Linked DNA regions of Homo sapiens: region 2 is linked to region 1. A link is a loop called in an ENCODE intact Hi-C map of the cell type or tissue named here. Cell type or tissue: GM12878. All regions are shown on one strand.

The links. A loop is a pair of places that touch in the nucleus more often than their neighbours do. Peaks named below come from ENCODE experiments on the same cell type or tissue, not always from the same donor. Only the 100,000 strongest peaks of a DNase experiment are listed, where the experiment ranks them.
Region 2: a loop joins it to region 1, with 2.6 times the contacts of the local background. A loop is called at or near these places in 2 of 110 quality-filtered maps.

Annotation. Positions count from the first base shown.
Region 1 is chr6:167,090,767-167,098,766 of GRCh38, forward strand. No RefSeq gene overlaps it. Among named protein-coding and RNA genes, the nearest start is that of CCR6, 28 kb to the right of the region's middle. RefSeq lists enhancers at 1,615-1,674, 2,560-2,629, 2,740-3,109, 4,440-4,499, 4,700-4,779. In GM12878, no CTCF peak of the experiment used is centred here; DNase peaks (open chromatin) are centred at 3,555, 4,325 and 4,665; H3K4me3 peaks cover 4,689 bases; H3K27ac peaks cover 6,656 bases.
Region 2 is chr6:166,327,611-166,335,610 of GRCh38, forward strand. It overlaps SFT2D1 (SFT2 domain containing 1), which reads right to left. Exons shown (of 8, transcript NM_145169.3): 2 at 2,551-2,637; 3 at 1,897-1,979; 4 at 666-747. It also overlaps the pseudogene HNRNPA1P49. Among named protein-coding and RNA genes, the nearest start is that of SFT2D1, 11 kb to the right of the region's middle. RefSeq lists an enhancer at 6,010-6,059. In GM12878, a CTCF peak has its summit at 3,250; a DNase peak (open chromatin) is centred at 6,281; H3K4me3 peaks cover 2,337 bases; H3K27ac peaks cover 2,962 bases.

The DNA of each region.
Region 1 (8,000 bases):
GTGTCAGACTCAGGCCTTTGAGGTGCCTGCATCTCTATATACCACACATGAGGCAGGTAGGGCTCAGAAAGATTAACAACTTTACACACATCACCCCATTAGGAAGTAGTAGGGTCAAGAGTCGAGATTCAAATGCTGATATAATTCCCAAGTCTGTGCTCTTAACCAGCAATATCATCTTCAAGTTCAGCAAAGAGTGTTTTGTGTTTCTCTATCCAAATGATGCCCATCTACTCTGTACCATCTATGAGCGTACACCATCTATACTCTCATATCCTCACGTGCCCATTTTTCCTGTAATTCCACTTCTTAGGCTTGTTCCCTTTAATACTATAACCAAGCGAGGGAATTTCCACTTTAAAAGGGAATTTGAAAGAGTAGAGTCTCATGTGACTTCCATTCATTTCCCTGACCTGTAGTTGTCCAAGGGACAGAGGGCGTCTTTGCATGTTCAGTCAGTCTAAACAGCTTTATTTGGCAAGATGTTTACCAGTTTCCATGGTCTTTGGCAAGATGTAAACATGGGCAGAGGGTCCCGAGTAAGAAGAAGTTGGAAAGGAAGTTGCCTGGCCACCGATGAGGCTTCGCGTAACTGTTCCACATAAAGGTCGTCTACTGTTTTTTTTTTCTCTTTCAAGTTAAACCTCTTCCCCTTTTTAGATGACAAGTCACAAAGCTGATCTACCCCAGATTGTGGCAACCTCACCCTATCTATACATCAGCTAAAGGCTGATCGAAGATCAGGTCTAAAGATTGTTGCAAAAAATGAGATAAGCTTTTAAAAAACCCCAGATTCTTTAATTTTGTATGTCAGTCATCAAGTCTTCATTCACACGCTCACTCAGCAACTCTTTCTTGAGCGCCTGCTGTCTGCGCTAGACCCTGGGTAGGCAGGAATGCAGGCTAAGCGCCTTCTCTATGGGGCCTTACATCCAAGCGACAACGTGCCAGGAGGGGACCAGTGCCCAGGAGAAAAGGAAGCAGCATCAGAGCCAGGAAGGGAGTTGGGATCGGGAAGCTCTTTTAAGCTGGGTAGTCAGGGAAGCTTGAACTGAGACACCCAAGGGGCCGACAGTGTGGTTGTCTGGAGAGCAACCTGGGAGAGAAGCAGCAAGGACCAGGGCCCTAGAGCAGGGACCGGCTGGACAGATCCCAGACACAGTGTGATTGCCGGGGCAACTGGCATAAACAACAGAGCTGGGAAGGACACAGGGCAGCGGGAGGAGAGCAGGGCAAGGGCGAGGGCTCCACGGGGCCTCTAAGTCATGGGAGGACACAGGGCATTATCCTGGCGCATGTGGGGTGCCCTGGGGAGCTCAGAACAGAATCCAGACATGATTTGAATCATGCTAAAGCTTTGCCTTCTCTGGAGGGCAAAAGTTTGGGGCAGGAAGGAGTGGGAATGACTGGCTATGAATGTGGGATATACACTATTAATACATCCTGGAGATGGCCAGGAACATTTGCTGATTTTGCTGACGTATTTGATGTGGAGAAAGAATCCAAGCACGACTGCAAGGTTTGGGGCCTGAGCAGTTGGAAGGACTGACTGTTGCTTTGATGATAGCACATGTCGGAGGAACAGGTCTGGGGAGTGAAATTGAGTTTGGCTTCAGATCTGAGACTCTTCTGAATACTCTGAGTGGGGGTCGGCGTCTGGAGTTCCACAGGAGGCTCTAGGCTGAAGACAGCGTGTAGGAGTGGAGTCGGTTAATATGATTATTAACTGGATAGTGTCTTCCCAAAATTCATGTTCACGCAGAATATTATTTGGAATATTATTTTATATTATTTGGAAATAGAGCCTTTGCAGTTGCAATTAGTTATGGGACTCAAAGTGAAATTATCTTGCATTCAGGGCAGGCCTTATGAAAACAGGAGAGAACGCAGAGACGGAGGGTTTGTGAAGACGGAGGCATAGATTGGAGTGATGCATTCACAAGTCAAGGGGCACCAGGAACTGCAGACCCCACCGGAAATGGGAAGCGAGGCTGGGGACGGTTCCCTGCACAGCCTCCAAATGGAGCCACCCCTGACAGCACCTCGATTTCGGACCTCTGGCCCCCGAAGAGTGAGGAAGTAGGTTTCCGTTGTTTTAAACCACATTGTTTGTGGTACTTTGCTGAGGAAACGGACTCAGGGCTCAGCCTGTAAAGGGTGTTTACAGCATGGGTCTGAATGATGCCCTCCAGAACCTGTGCCAGTGTGTGTTGATGTTGGGGGGAGGTGGCCAGGCAGAGGAGCTTCGTGAATCTTCTTACTAACCAGTGAAAAGCAACAAGGAAGAAACAGACGGTGCGTTCCAAAGTAATTCTGGCCAGTGCTGCCTCTGCAGCTCTCTGGGTAAAAGCTCCGTAAAGACTGAAAATCAGGGAACCTCACTCCTACCCTGGTGCCCAGTACTGAAGCTCGGTGCCCAGTACTGAAGCTCGGTGCCCAGTACTGAAGCTCGGTGCCCAGTACTGAAAATCATCCTTACAATATCAGCATTGGCTTGGAGGGGTGTTACATATTTTTAAATATCAGCTTTATTGGGATAACTTACATACAGCAAAATGCATCCATTCTCAGGGTCCACTTCAGTGAGTTTTGACAACGACTGTGTTCCAGTGTAACTGCAACCCCAATCAAGATCTAGAACTTTCTACTCCCACCAGCTTCCCTGAGCTCCCTTCCTGTCAATCCCTCCCCGTCTCTCCCTGCTCCAGGCAACTGCTCACCTGTTTTCTGTGACTAAATAGAAGAGGCTTCCCCTAGGGTTTTGCATACTTGGAACCCTACGGAAGGCACTGTCTGTGCCTGCGTCTTCGCCCCGGCGAGCTGTTTCCAGAATCCTCTGGGCGGTGGCCTCGCCTCCTGGGCTGCGCTGCGATCAGCTGGGGCAGGCTGTGCTTCTCTTACCAACCCTGCTTCGGTGACACCGGGTTGTTTGCCTGACATTGGCCGTGGTGTGAGTGTTGACCTCACAGAAACGGGCCCGGGCTACCAGCCGGGGCTGCGTTCTCCCAGAGCACTGGAGGATACACATCTGCCGGTCACACGCTGGCCATGTCTTTTCACATTCAGAATAATTTCCTGATCACTCTTCTGCCCATATGAGCAAAAGTCCAGTCTCCATGATTGCCCTGCCCCGGCCTGCTCATAGCTCACCCTCCCGTGTTCCCAGGAATCCCAGGAGCCCGCCTCGAGGGCCGTATCCTGCTTCCAGAGGCATCGTGGACAGAGAAAGGAAGCCCGAGGCCCATCCCTGGCTTGACTGCGTGGGACGCGTTCTCCGCTGCCCTTGCTTCCCTCACGTGGAGCGGAGAGCAGGCGCTGAGAAGGGGCCCTGCGTGGTGACCCACTAGGGTTAGTTCAGAGCCTTGTGCACACAGACCCGAGGGGGTTTTCAAAGGAAGCTGACACCCCCGCGAGCTGAGGGCGGCTGTTCTCACGCATGCTCAGTGGCGCTCCCTGAGTGCTGAGAGCCACGGTCGGTGAGAGAGGAGCTTCCTGATGAGCCTCAGACGGTGCTGAAACCAGCCGACTCTGCCCAGGATCCTGAGTCCTGGTTTCCTGTTGACCCTTCCTTCCCTCACGACTTATTTCCCCTGGGAACTATCGATGTTCTTTTGGCCAGTGGGCTTCCGTTGAGGCCATCCTAATCATCAGAGAGGTTTTAGTCGAGTTAAACCTCAAAAGAGAAGGTGTTTCTTAATTTTCCCAGGGGTGCCCTTGGCCCTGATACAGATTTAGCTACCTTCCCCCGAAAGCCTCAAAGTTCTGCAAACTCACAGCCAAGCAAAACGCAGCTGCAGTCGAGCCAGCCTCGAAAGGTCTTACAACTTTCTGCAGTGGCCAGCTTGTTCTCTGTTTCCATGCCTTCCAGAATGAAGAAGATCAGTTCTAAGGTTTCTTACTATTTCTACCAAGAGACGACCATCGGCATTCCACAGACGGCTCCTCTAGCTGTGCACAATGCCTGTTCTTATCGTTATCACCCGCTTCGCGCCAGCGGTTCTCAATACAAATTCCTTGAGGTTTCACAGTCACAGATAGGTTGTATTTGTAGGGAAACAGAAGTGCTTCAGTGGAATACTATTGCTCTTTGTACAGAAACCTGACACCTAGTACTTCTGAATTCTAATCCTAGTTCTGTTAACAATTGGCTTTGTAGCAGCCTAGATAAAGTCAAATTATTTCTCTGTGTAAAAGAAAAACCTAACCAGTAGCAGGGGCACAGTAGTCTATGTGCCTTCCCTCTGGGCTTGTGGTTAGTCAGCAATGGGGGCTTTGTGAACTGCGTAGACCAGCACCCCACAGTCTGTTTCAGTTCCAGTTTATCCCATTGTCTCACGTGATCTTGAGTCATTTAATCATTCTGTGCTTTTTCAGCCTTCAGTGTAACAAAATAATTTACTAAGCACCTAGCAACTTGGGGTTTGCTTGAGGTTGTTATATCTGATTAGATATATCTCTATTAGATATTAGATGTGTCTGTACATGTAAAGTATGATACATTATATCCCCACAAGCCAAACAGGCACACGTAAGGCCAGCTTATAGCATTGAGATTTGGAAGACCCCTTAGAAGGTAGATCAGTGACCAACAACTGGGCAAGAAATTCCCTTGACAATGCAGCTGCTTGAGTAGTTTCAGTTTCAGAGCTCTCCTGTGGCAAGTGAATTATTGGATAGTAGTGACTTATTCATGTGTTAGAAAGTCCTTCTTTGGATGAGCTGGTATCTACGGAAACTTCCCTTATTCTACTTTTGTCTCTGCACCTAGCATAGTTCCTGGTACAGTATATAATGAGCCCTCAGAAAATATTAGGGGAACTGAGAACAAGACTGTTTTCTTCCACACAGTAGCTCTTTAAAATTTGAAGGTAGCTCTCATGTTGCCCCCTAATTTTCTCATTTTGGGACTAAACACACTCACTTGCTATAATTCTTTATAGAGGGGTGTGGCCCCCGATGTGTGGCTGTGGAAAGGCATGGTCCCCAATGTGTGACCGTTCAGGTTGCGTTTCTGAACGCAACTCACATCACTTCTAAGATAGGGTGTCCAGGTCTGGAAGAAATGATCCATTTCTCTACTGATGAGCATAGCAATCTGTGGGCCTGTTGCTGTCCACGTCTGGAATACCAGCTAAGGTGGATTGATGGTGCCGATGGCCCCCATGCATAGGTTCCTGGCACTCCCATCCTCTGGGATGTGGTCCACAGCTCCTCCCATTGCAGGTGGAGGGTCTGCTTCCCCACCCAAGTCTGCCTTGGCCTGAGACTTGCTTTGACCAGTGGAATGTGAGCAAAGTGAGGCTGTGCCAGTTCCAGTCTGTGCCACCAGGTCCCTGCTGGAAACCAGCTTCCATCATGACAGCAGGCTGGGGCTGGCCTGCATGAGGGTGACAGAGCACAAGAGGTACAAGAGTTGTTCCTGTCAAGGCCATTCTGGACCAGCCTGCACTGGCTGACCGATTGACCAGACAGGGAGTGTGCTGGGCCAGGTCATAGTGGCCCTAGGACCACCCTGGAGACTTGGGGGCAATGTTGAATGGTTATCACTGTGTGTCACTGAGGTTTTAGGGTTGTTTCTCGGGCAGTGTTGTTTTGGCAATAGATAATTCATACACCCTACTACTAGCACTGCCCAAGACTGGATTATCTGTGACAGGGACTTATATCAGACTTGTGACCTATGACCTTCGTCTGATCACTTTTATGTATACCAATTTCCCTACCTGTGCCATCCAACATGGTAGCCACCAGTCATGTGTGACTACAGAGTGCTTGAAGCATGTTAGTCTGAAGTGAGATGTGCTATAAATATAAACTACACACCTGATTTTGAAGACTTTCTACAAAAATCTAAACGATCTCACTGACAATTTTTATTGATTACATGTTGAATGTATTATATTTTAGATATATCAAGTTAAAATAAAAATATTTGGAAAATTAATAATTTCAGTTTGCTTTGTTTTGTTTGTTTGTTTGTTTGTTTTGAGATGGAGTCTTGCTCTGTTGCCCAGGATGGAGTGCGGAGGCTGCAACCTCCATCTCCCGAGTTCAAGAGATTCTCCTGCTTCAGCCTCCCAAATAGCTGGGATTACAGGCATGCGCCACCACACCCGGCTAATTTTGTATTTTTAGTAGAGATGGGGTTTCTCCATGTTGGCCAGGCTGGTCTCAAACTCCTGACCTCAGGTGATCCACCTGCCTTGGCCTCCCAAACTGCTGGGATTACATGTGTGAACCACTGCGCCCGGCCTCGGTTTGCTTTTTTGAATGTGGCTGCTAAAAAATTAAAATGACATACGTGGCTCACGTTACATCCCTGCTGGACAGCAGCGTCCCAGACAGAGCCCTGGAAACCTACATGTTTCTAATTTCCTTATCTTCATATTTTATTGTTTTCAGCTCAGAATTCCAACCACATGAGATAATATGGAACCTTGAGCACTATCTGTAGCATCTGTTGTCCATCACAGATCTTAGAATTCAGCAGGTTTGATAATCATCTTTCCCTTTTGCATGCAACTCATTGATTTAAAATAATTCTGACCAGCACAAGGCCAATGGCACGATCATGTAGCATTTCATTAATCAATTCTTTTCACACCAAAAATATCACTTCCCATTCCTGGTGGTACAAAGTGACTCAATCAGCAAGGAATCTACCTAAGCAGCAGGGTCATTCGGCCTACATTTGCCATTTTATCTCAGGGGATTTTATTTATTTATTTTCTGCTTTTTTTGAGACAGAGTTTCACTCTTGTCACTCGGGCTGGAGTGCAATGGTGCGATCTTGGCTCACTGCAACCTCCGCCTCCTGGGTTCAAACGATTCTCCTGCCTCAGTCTCCCGAGAAGCTGGGATTACAGGTGGCTGCCACTGCACCTGGCTAATTTTTGTATTTTTAGTAGAGAGGGGGTTTTGCCATGGTGGCCAGGCTGGTCTTGAACTCCTGACCTCAGGTGATCTGCCCACCTCGACCTCCCAAAGTACTGGGATTACAGGCATGAGCCATCGCGCCCGGCCTCTCAGGAGATTTTAAAGGAATCTGCGAGATGCTTTGCTGAAGTCCAGATCTGCGGGAGGTGGAGCTGCCCGAGCCCAGCGCTCAAGGCCCAGCCAGAACCGAACCAAGGCTGGCTGGGGCCGATGCACGCGAAGTGCTTGTCCCGTTTACTTCTAAATGCCCACAGGGTGTTCATTAGACAGCGTGGCCTGAAGTGTTTCCTGATGTCGAGTCATGGCCGCCTGGGTTTCTTCACAGCTTTCCTTTTGGAGCTCAGGGCGGCTGTCGTCTTGGGCTCCAAGGGTGCCTTTCCGCCTTCTCGGGTCCTTCCGGGTGCTGGAGCCGGCGCTCCGACACAGGGAGATGTCTTCATCAAGGGGATTCCACAGAGCCACTCCCAGCCTAATACCAGATATAAAAAGCTACGTTCATGGATGCAAGCTCAGTTTTCTACTTAAAAAGTGAAGAGATTCCGCTTGCAAGTTTGATTCAGTTCAATACCTTCCCTGATACCTCCTGTTTTACTTTTCTCATATATAATTCTTCCGCCTATACACAGGAAATGCAACAATTTTTTTCCACCAAGCCTCTTCTAGGTGCCCAGACCACCCCCGCTAACCCCAGTGTGCCCTGCACAAACGTGGGGTCCTGTGGATGCCCGGAGGTCATAATCGGGGAGCCCTGCTCTCTCTCCCGCACCTGGTTCCCTGGCCTCAGGCTGAGTCACACAGTCCCTCAGGCCTGGAGTGCTCTCTGACTCTCACCTGTGTGGCAAACGCCTCTGCATCCTTCAGCGCTCCACCCTGGACCTTACTCCTGCTGCGCTGCTCCTCAAGGCCCGGGAAAGCTTCCCAGGACCGATCTGGGTGTGGATGTGTGGGGCACGTTATTCTAACAATTTGAAGTAAGTTTCTTATGATGGAAGTGCCCCTGTCCCCAGGTCAAAGTACCTGCTTTCTAAAGCCCAAGTCTAACATCCTTATTCCAGTCTCCAGGC
Region 2 (8,000 bases), 760 kb before region 1:
TCTAAAGGGTACAAACTAACAATCCCTCATGAAACCATCAGCAGGGCTTAAAAATGAAAGCACACTCAGCTCTAGGCTCCATTTAAATACGCAGCTACACCATGCCATATACGCAGCAGAAGCAGGCTTTACCCAGCCAGTAGTCTTAGACAATACTGTACCATCTGAACTCTATAACCACATAGGATATATTTTTTTTTTGGTTTTTAGATGGAGCTTCACTCTTGTTGGCCAGTCTGGAGTGCAATGGTGTGATCTTGGCTCACTGCAACCTCCACCTCCCAGGTTCAAGTGATTCTGTCTCAGCCTCCCAAGTAGCTGGGATTACAGGTGCATGCCACCTCACCGGGCTAATTTTTGTATTTTTAGTAGAGACGGGGTTTCATTATATTGGTCAGGCTGGTCTTGAACTCCTGCCATCAGGTGATCCGCCCACCTTGGCCCCCCAAAGTGCTGGGATTACAGACGTGAGCCACCGTGCCCGGCCGGATATAATTATTATATTCAACACAAGAAGTATACATACAACCCTGAAACTTAAAGTATAATAATAAAAAAAAATAAAAATAAAAAAAGAAGTATACATACATAACAGGCAATTATTCGTAAAATAACAGTGCAAAGAATACTTCAATAAAAGTTTTAAAAATGTATTATTTACTTACAAGCATAACAATTGTTGCAAGCAATCTTGTTGCTTCAAACATTTTCTTCAGTTGCTTCACAGGTCCCATTAAAAAGCATGTACTATTTGAAACAAATAAAGTGACTGAGGTACAGGTCTACTAATTTATCTGGTTATGCAAAAATAAACTACTTTTTTAAAAAAGAAGCCCTGTTGCTTTATTTAATTAAAATCTCTCACTAAAATTTTTTTTTTCCTTAACTTTATAAAGAAACTTTACAACTATACCAATAGACATGCTATGGTGTGAAGGTGTCTTCTCCAAAATGTAAGTGTCTTCAGTGTGTTAGTATGAAGACCGGACTAGGCTGTGAGAACTCCTCCCTTTGAAAGGGATCAAAGGCCCTTGGAGGAGAGGCTGCCTGGGGGTTGCTCTTTCCTCTTCTGCCCTGGGAGGACACAGGGATCTTCCCCTTGGGGGATGCATCTATCAGCAGGATGGATGTGCCTTAACCTTGGACTTCAGGCCTCCAACTGTGAGAAAAATTTCTATTCTTCCTAAGTCGCCCAGTCTACAGTATTCTGTTACTGCAGCATAAAAAGGGCTAAGACAAACAACAACCCAAAGATGCGACAAAGATTCTCAAAGAGGGATTCTCATACTCCCAATATAAAGTAGCCCTCTGTCACTACTGCCACACCCTGTTTTAATTCTCTGCACAGCACCAATGCCATCCCATCTTTTTCTGGCTTATCATGTGAACATCTTCTTCATTAAAATGTAAGCTCCACAAGAACAAAGCCTAGAGTGCAGCAGCTCCAAGCCTGGGCTCCGGATTCCCACCTCAGCCATGGTGGGATCCCACCTCCGGATTCCCACTGCCTGCAGGATTCCCACCTCAGCCATGATTTAGGTTCATCGCCATGGGCAGCACTGACTCCCCTGCTCTGTGCTATTATCTCCAGTTATAAACGGGGATGATAATACTGCCTACCTCACAAGCTCGTCATAATACATACAAAACACTTAGAACAGTCCCAGACACACATTAAGTGCCCCACAAAGGCTGGCTATTCCTAGCACTAATACCGTCTGTTATGGGAGACGGCATACAGCAGCAGTCAATACATATTTATTTAATGAATGTAAATCCTGTGGCTGAATTCACAGTATGTACAGAACTACATAAACATCCTACTGGGAAAGTGCTTATTAGAAAGGTAAATTTGGTAGCAAGAGCAAACAAGATATTTTGAGAAGCCAAACGTACCTGGCTAACGCAGCAAGATTGCCGAGGGTATAAAACACTGCAAAAAGCTTTATGCCGCCCGGAAGCCACAGCAATCCAGTTCCCTAAGTTAAGATATTATAGTTATTTTAAAATAATTTTATGATTTTAATGGTTAAAATATAAACGTGCTACTGCAGTAATACAATACCAATATTATGTAATATGTTTAAATACAAATCTGCTTGTAGACAGTCTAGTCTGATTACACAGAAAAAATAGTTAATTTTCAATGTTATACACTAACTTGAATCTTCTTCCTATTTGCACTAGCATATATAAATGAGCCATAACAAAACTTTGTGCTTACCAGTAAATCTCAGTCTATTTAAGTTAAATTTTCATGCTAAATACCAAGTATGAAAAGGTAATAAACATCTAAATTACTGACTCTCCAGATCTTTTAACACATTGATACATTTTTCTTAAATTATTTCAACTATCCACAAAACTCCCCAAAATACTAATTTCTACGTATTTTCATTGATCTCTACCCCTTTATTTTAGTTTAATAAATACCTTCCACCAAAATGGTCTAACAGGGATTTAGTAAAGGACATTAGTTTTTGGTACTAAATGGAATTATTAGTCTAATACAAAATAAAAATTATTAAACAATATAAAGCCTTAACTCACAAGAATAGAAAAGAAAACGCCACATACGAAGCAGATGGCAAACCATTTCAATCTGGTGTTGAAACTAAGGGATGAGGCATCCAGGACCTTAATAAAAAATGGGAAAATTTAGAATATAGTCTTAATTCACTACCAATCTGATTCTTTATACTAAATTAAAGCAAAGTTTTAACACATAGTCTGAATCATTTATTTTGCATATCACAGTGTCATTCAAGAATACTAAGATTCCACGGTTGTTAAGGGTAATATGACCATGGTCTGGGTAGCAGATGATGCTGAGGAATAACCATTAATTTTGCAAAGTCTGATAATATGTTTCACAAAAGTCCTTATCTGTTAGGGACAGCCGATATACACTGATATGGATAAAATGACATATAAGATATATTATAAAATATACAAAGATTAAAAAAACACAGGGGGCAGATGCAACAGGCCAGGCAAAACACTGAAACTGCAGAGGCTGGGAAAGAGTACACAGGTTCATTATCTGTTCTCTCTGCCTCTGCAGGACGAATTCCTCAGGCTCCTAGATGCCAGAGTCTGAGTGCATCCGAGTGCATCCGCACTCAGTGCAAGTCCTGCTGGAGGCAGAGGCTGGCCTTCCACACGCCACCTCCCTTCGGCCGGTCATTGGCTGCAGGCCAGGGGTGGGGTGGGGTGACTGCACCCCATGGAGGGTAGAGGACGCTGGCCACCTACAGGAGGCAGCCTGAGCAGCCCCAGCAGAGACGATCACAGCACGCACCAGACGGTACCCGTTCTAAGCTCTTTCAGTCCAACCCATGAAAGTTTTGGGCCCCTCCTCCACCACTGTAAAAACATACTGTGAAATGATCATTTATTCTAGAGCAACAGCATTCCTATATACCATGCAAATTCTAGCCAAATTATGTGGGGAAAAAAGTAGAAATTACTAAGTCTACTTTGTACAGTATGATAACCCAGCACACAGTAGTGGTGAAATAAACACACTCAGATTACTAATTATACTATTAAAATATATTTTCCAAATAAGGCTAAAAAAGTATCTATCAACAGCAGCTGTGCAAGAAACTAGAAATATACAGCAAGGATTTATATTCCAAAACTTAAATTTCTAATTTATACTACCACATCCACTTAAAAATAAGACTACATGCTTATATTTTCAAGAATAATGAAAAATAAGAGAAAGTTCTATATGCAACAGTTCAAAATACATTTGGTTACATTCCTTACCTCAAGAGATTAATCTGTGAATCCTTATGTAGCATGAAAAGCAGATAAAAATAACTAAGTATTCTGTAATGAAACATATATCACTCTTTAACACATTTTAAATGTTTTTTAAGTTTTAATTCACATTCTTGTTTCCAGCAATGTCATCTGTTTATGGCAAAACTAAACACTTGGTTTTAAACAAAGAGTGAAATTGCCTATAAAAACATCTACATTTCATTCTTACTGATCAGGAAGAATATACACTAAGTATATTTTAACTACGCAGGCCAGAATAAACTGCAAAGACTGAATTACATAGTAAATGATCTGTTAAAAAAAATGGAGACACGCCCATCAGCTTCATTTAACCATCCCACAAAGTATACATAGGTCAAAACATCACGCTGTACACAATAAATGTATATAACTTTTATTTGTCAATTAAAAATGGAAAGAATAATGATTTCTAAAGGTTCGTGTGAGTCCACAATGCTGTGAGGATTTAGTGAGAGGAAAAAGCATCCATTTTTCCTTCTTTTCCAAGTTCAAATCACCCCATTGTTCACAAGTTCAATCGCTGCTTTTCAATAGCCAGTTTTTCTCTCAGCAAGGAAACAGCACGGCTATTTGTATAATAGTAGGTATTTTTTCCTCCTATTGCCATCTTCCGTGTATTGATCTTTAAAACGAAACAGCAGGACAAATTATTTCCACTTGTAAACATGGAATATTCAATCCACAAGCAAATGATTTGTCTCAAGTCTTGCAAATTGTCTAGGATACGAAACAACTATACAGATTTCCTGACTCCTAATTGGGAAAACTGTGATATGCTTCAACATGAAAGAAAACCTGGCAGTGCATCTTCCAACTAGGAGACAGAAGGAACCCTGACGTCTGCTTATCACAAGCATTTTTTTGAGACAGAGTCTCACTCTGTTGCTCAGGCGCCATCTCAGCTCAATGCAACCTCCGCCTCCCAGGTTCAAGTGATTCTCCTACCTCAGTCTCCCAATTAGCTGGGACTACAGGTCCACGCCACCAGGCCTGACTAATTTTTTGTATTTTTAGTAGAAACGGGGTTTCACTATGTTGGCCAGGCTGGTCTCAAACTCCTGACCTCAAGTGATCACCCGCCTCGGTCTCCCAAAGTGCTGGATTACAGGCATGAGCCACGAGCCACTGCACCCAGCCTGCTTATCATAAGCATTTATGTGCTGCTTTCTTTTACCACCAATCAGGAGCAATCCCACCAAAACCAGCAACTTTGTTAATCTCTTAGTCTTAGAAAAGAAATAAAATTGCCACCTCTTCCTCTCCCAAAACCACCATCCATCATTTTACTTATCTGCTACCAGAGGAAGAGGAAGCCAAGAGAATACAGGCCCTTGAGGAGGGGCTGCTCCCCTATTCCCGCCACAGTAAGCACAGCACTGCTTGCAACTAGAACTTCATTCATTAATTTTTTACAAAAGCAGGTGAGAAACATAATAGAGGAAAATGTAGTCCTAGCAGCAACAACATGAAGGCTGAATGAGTGGCTCCCACAGCACAGCCGAAACCCACCCCTTTAAGTGACGGAGAAGCTGAGGAACAGCTCTAATCCACGGATCGCCAGGAGACAGCACAGCTGGAAGGACCTGAGCCTTGCCCCTGGGCTTCTGCCATCTAAACATAGGAAACACTTGTGGCTTTCCACTAATGATGACACTGAATCCAGTATTCCTCCCACTCCTTTTTCAAAATAGCAGTGGGTATAAAAAGTCAAAGTTGTGCAGACAAGTGAGAAAAAGAAACAGACATCCGCAGACCCTCAGGCCCATTCCAGGCAGAACCGCCCGCTCCCCACACCCGCTGCTGGGGTCCACACTTTCTCCTTCTCATTCAGGACTCTTGATCGCGGGGCCTATCCAGATCCTTGCAGCATGCGGCACGGGTTCCACGTGTGCGTGGGCAGCCTGGCCTTTCTGTGCAGCATCCCCTGATCTCCACTGGCCTTTCCCCTCCACTCCACTCAGTGACCCAGCCCAGGGCAGTCTTCCTGCTCGAAATTACACCATCGCCAAAATTCCGGCTGCCGCTCTCCGACCCGTTTCTTCTGGCAGCAGGCTGGTTCCTCGGCCCCACCGTGCTGACTCCTTGGCCTCCTGAACTCCTCATCCGGCCCTTCTCCGTTTTTTCAGCGGCTTCAACAGGACATTCAAATTCCCTTTCCGCTGCCTCCACCTGGTAAAATCCCACCGGAGTGCAGCTTTCCCTCCTCCTGCTCCAGGAGGTGCTGAGCTGAGCACTGCTGGGTGGAGTCAGGCACAGGGCAGGGGGGTCCTGAGCCAGTCCTCATCAGCCCCCCATGGCCTGCACATTGCTGCCTGGCAATCTAAGGCTTCTTGCTTTATCTCAACGTCCATTTTACTCTAAACCACTTCAAACCTCCACTTCCTGCCCCACACTTCCATTCTTAGCAGACAACTTCCCCTACTTCACACACAGAAACCCAAAGCCATCAGTGTGAACTCCCTTACCTTCCTGCTGCCACCAAACCACCAAACCACCAAACACACCAACTAAGAACACCCATGCTCTTGTCCTTTCCTGGTTCCCACAGAGCTGAGATCCACCTGTCCACCCTGCTTTACAGCCAACCCCTTACCTGCTCAGGGAATTGATGCTATTGGGCTTTTTCCTCTAGTGAACATGTTCTCACTCTCTGAAAATGCATCCATCAACTTTTAAACATGAAGTCCCTTCCATCTTAAACAGAAAGCTTACTTCACTTCACCTTCCAGCCTCTGTACACTCATACATCCATTCATCCATCCATCCATCCATCCACTAACTGGCTCAATAAATACTGAGTGCTGCTATGTGCCTGTTCTAAGTGCTGGGTAAGGGATCCAGCTCCTGGTTAAAAATCTATGTGCTGGCTGCTACACCAAAAATACCATAGGCCAGGCACTGTGGCTCACGCCTGTAATCCTGGCACTTTGGGAAGCTGAGGCAGGCGGATTGCTTGAACCCAGTTCAAGACCTGCCTGGGCAACATGGCGAGTCCTCCATCTCTACAAAAAATACAAATATTAGCCAGGTATGGGGGCACACACATGTAGTGCCAGCTACTTGGGAGGCCGAGGTGGGAGGATCACCTGAGCCCGGGAGTCAGAGGTTGCAGTGAGCCGAGATCACACCACTGCACTCCAGTGTAAGTCAGAGTCTCCCAAAGAGCCTAAACAGCTGTGGAAGCTCCTCACTGGAGGGCCGACTGTGGAATCTCGGCACTGGAGGGCTGAGCTTTGAAACAACTGATGAGAACCTGAGAAGCCAATCTGAGCGATGGGGAACGCTCGTGGACTGTGTAGTCATGAGATCCAAGCACCAAGCACTCTGGGGCTTTGGGTTTGTCCTGTATGCCGCTGTGAAGGAGGTGGATGCGCCATGAATGCAAAGCCACACAAGGTGGATGAAGAGTTGTGGAACCAAAGGGCTGTCTCGAGAAGATTCTCAAAGACGAGGTGCCCAACTGTGAAAAAGATATTTGCTGGCGGCATTAAAGAAGACATTGAAGAACATCGCCTAAGAGATCTTGAACAGTATGGAAAAACTGAAGTGACTGAAATCATGACTGACAGAGGTAGTGCCAAGAAAAGGGGCTATGCCTTCGTGCCTCTGACAACCACGACGCTGTGGACAAGACTGTCACTCAGAAATACCATACTGTGAATGGCCAAAACTGTGAAGTTAGGGAAGTCCTGTGAAAGCAAGAGATGGCTAGTGCTTTATCCAGCCAAAGAGGTCGAAGTGCTTCTGGAAACTTTGGTGGTGGTTGTGGAGGTGGTTTTGGTGGGAATGACAACTTCGGTCATGGAGGAAATTTCAGTGGTCATGATGGCTTTGGTGGCAGCTGTCCACAGCGGTGGCGGTGGATACAGTGGCAGCAGGGATGGCTGTAATGGATTTGGTAATGATGGAATCAATTCTGGAGGTGGCAGAAGCTCCAATGATTTTGGCAATTACAACAATCAGCCTTCAAATTTTGGACCCATAAAGGGAGGAAACTTTGGAGGCAGAAGCTCTGGCCCTTATGGTGGTGGAGAACAATACTTTGCCAAATTTTACTTTACTTTACAAAACCAAGGTGGCTACGGTGGTTCCAGTAGCAACAGTAGCCATGGCACTGGCAGAAGATTTTAACCCATTTATGCCTGAGGTTGCACTTTTTGAATTTGAAAAATCAGACCTTGGCGATG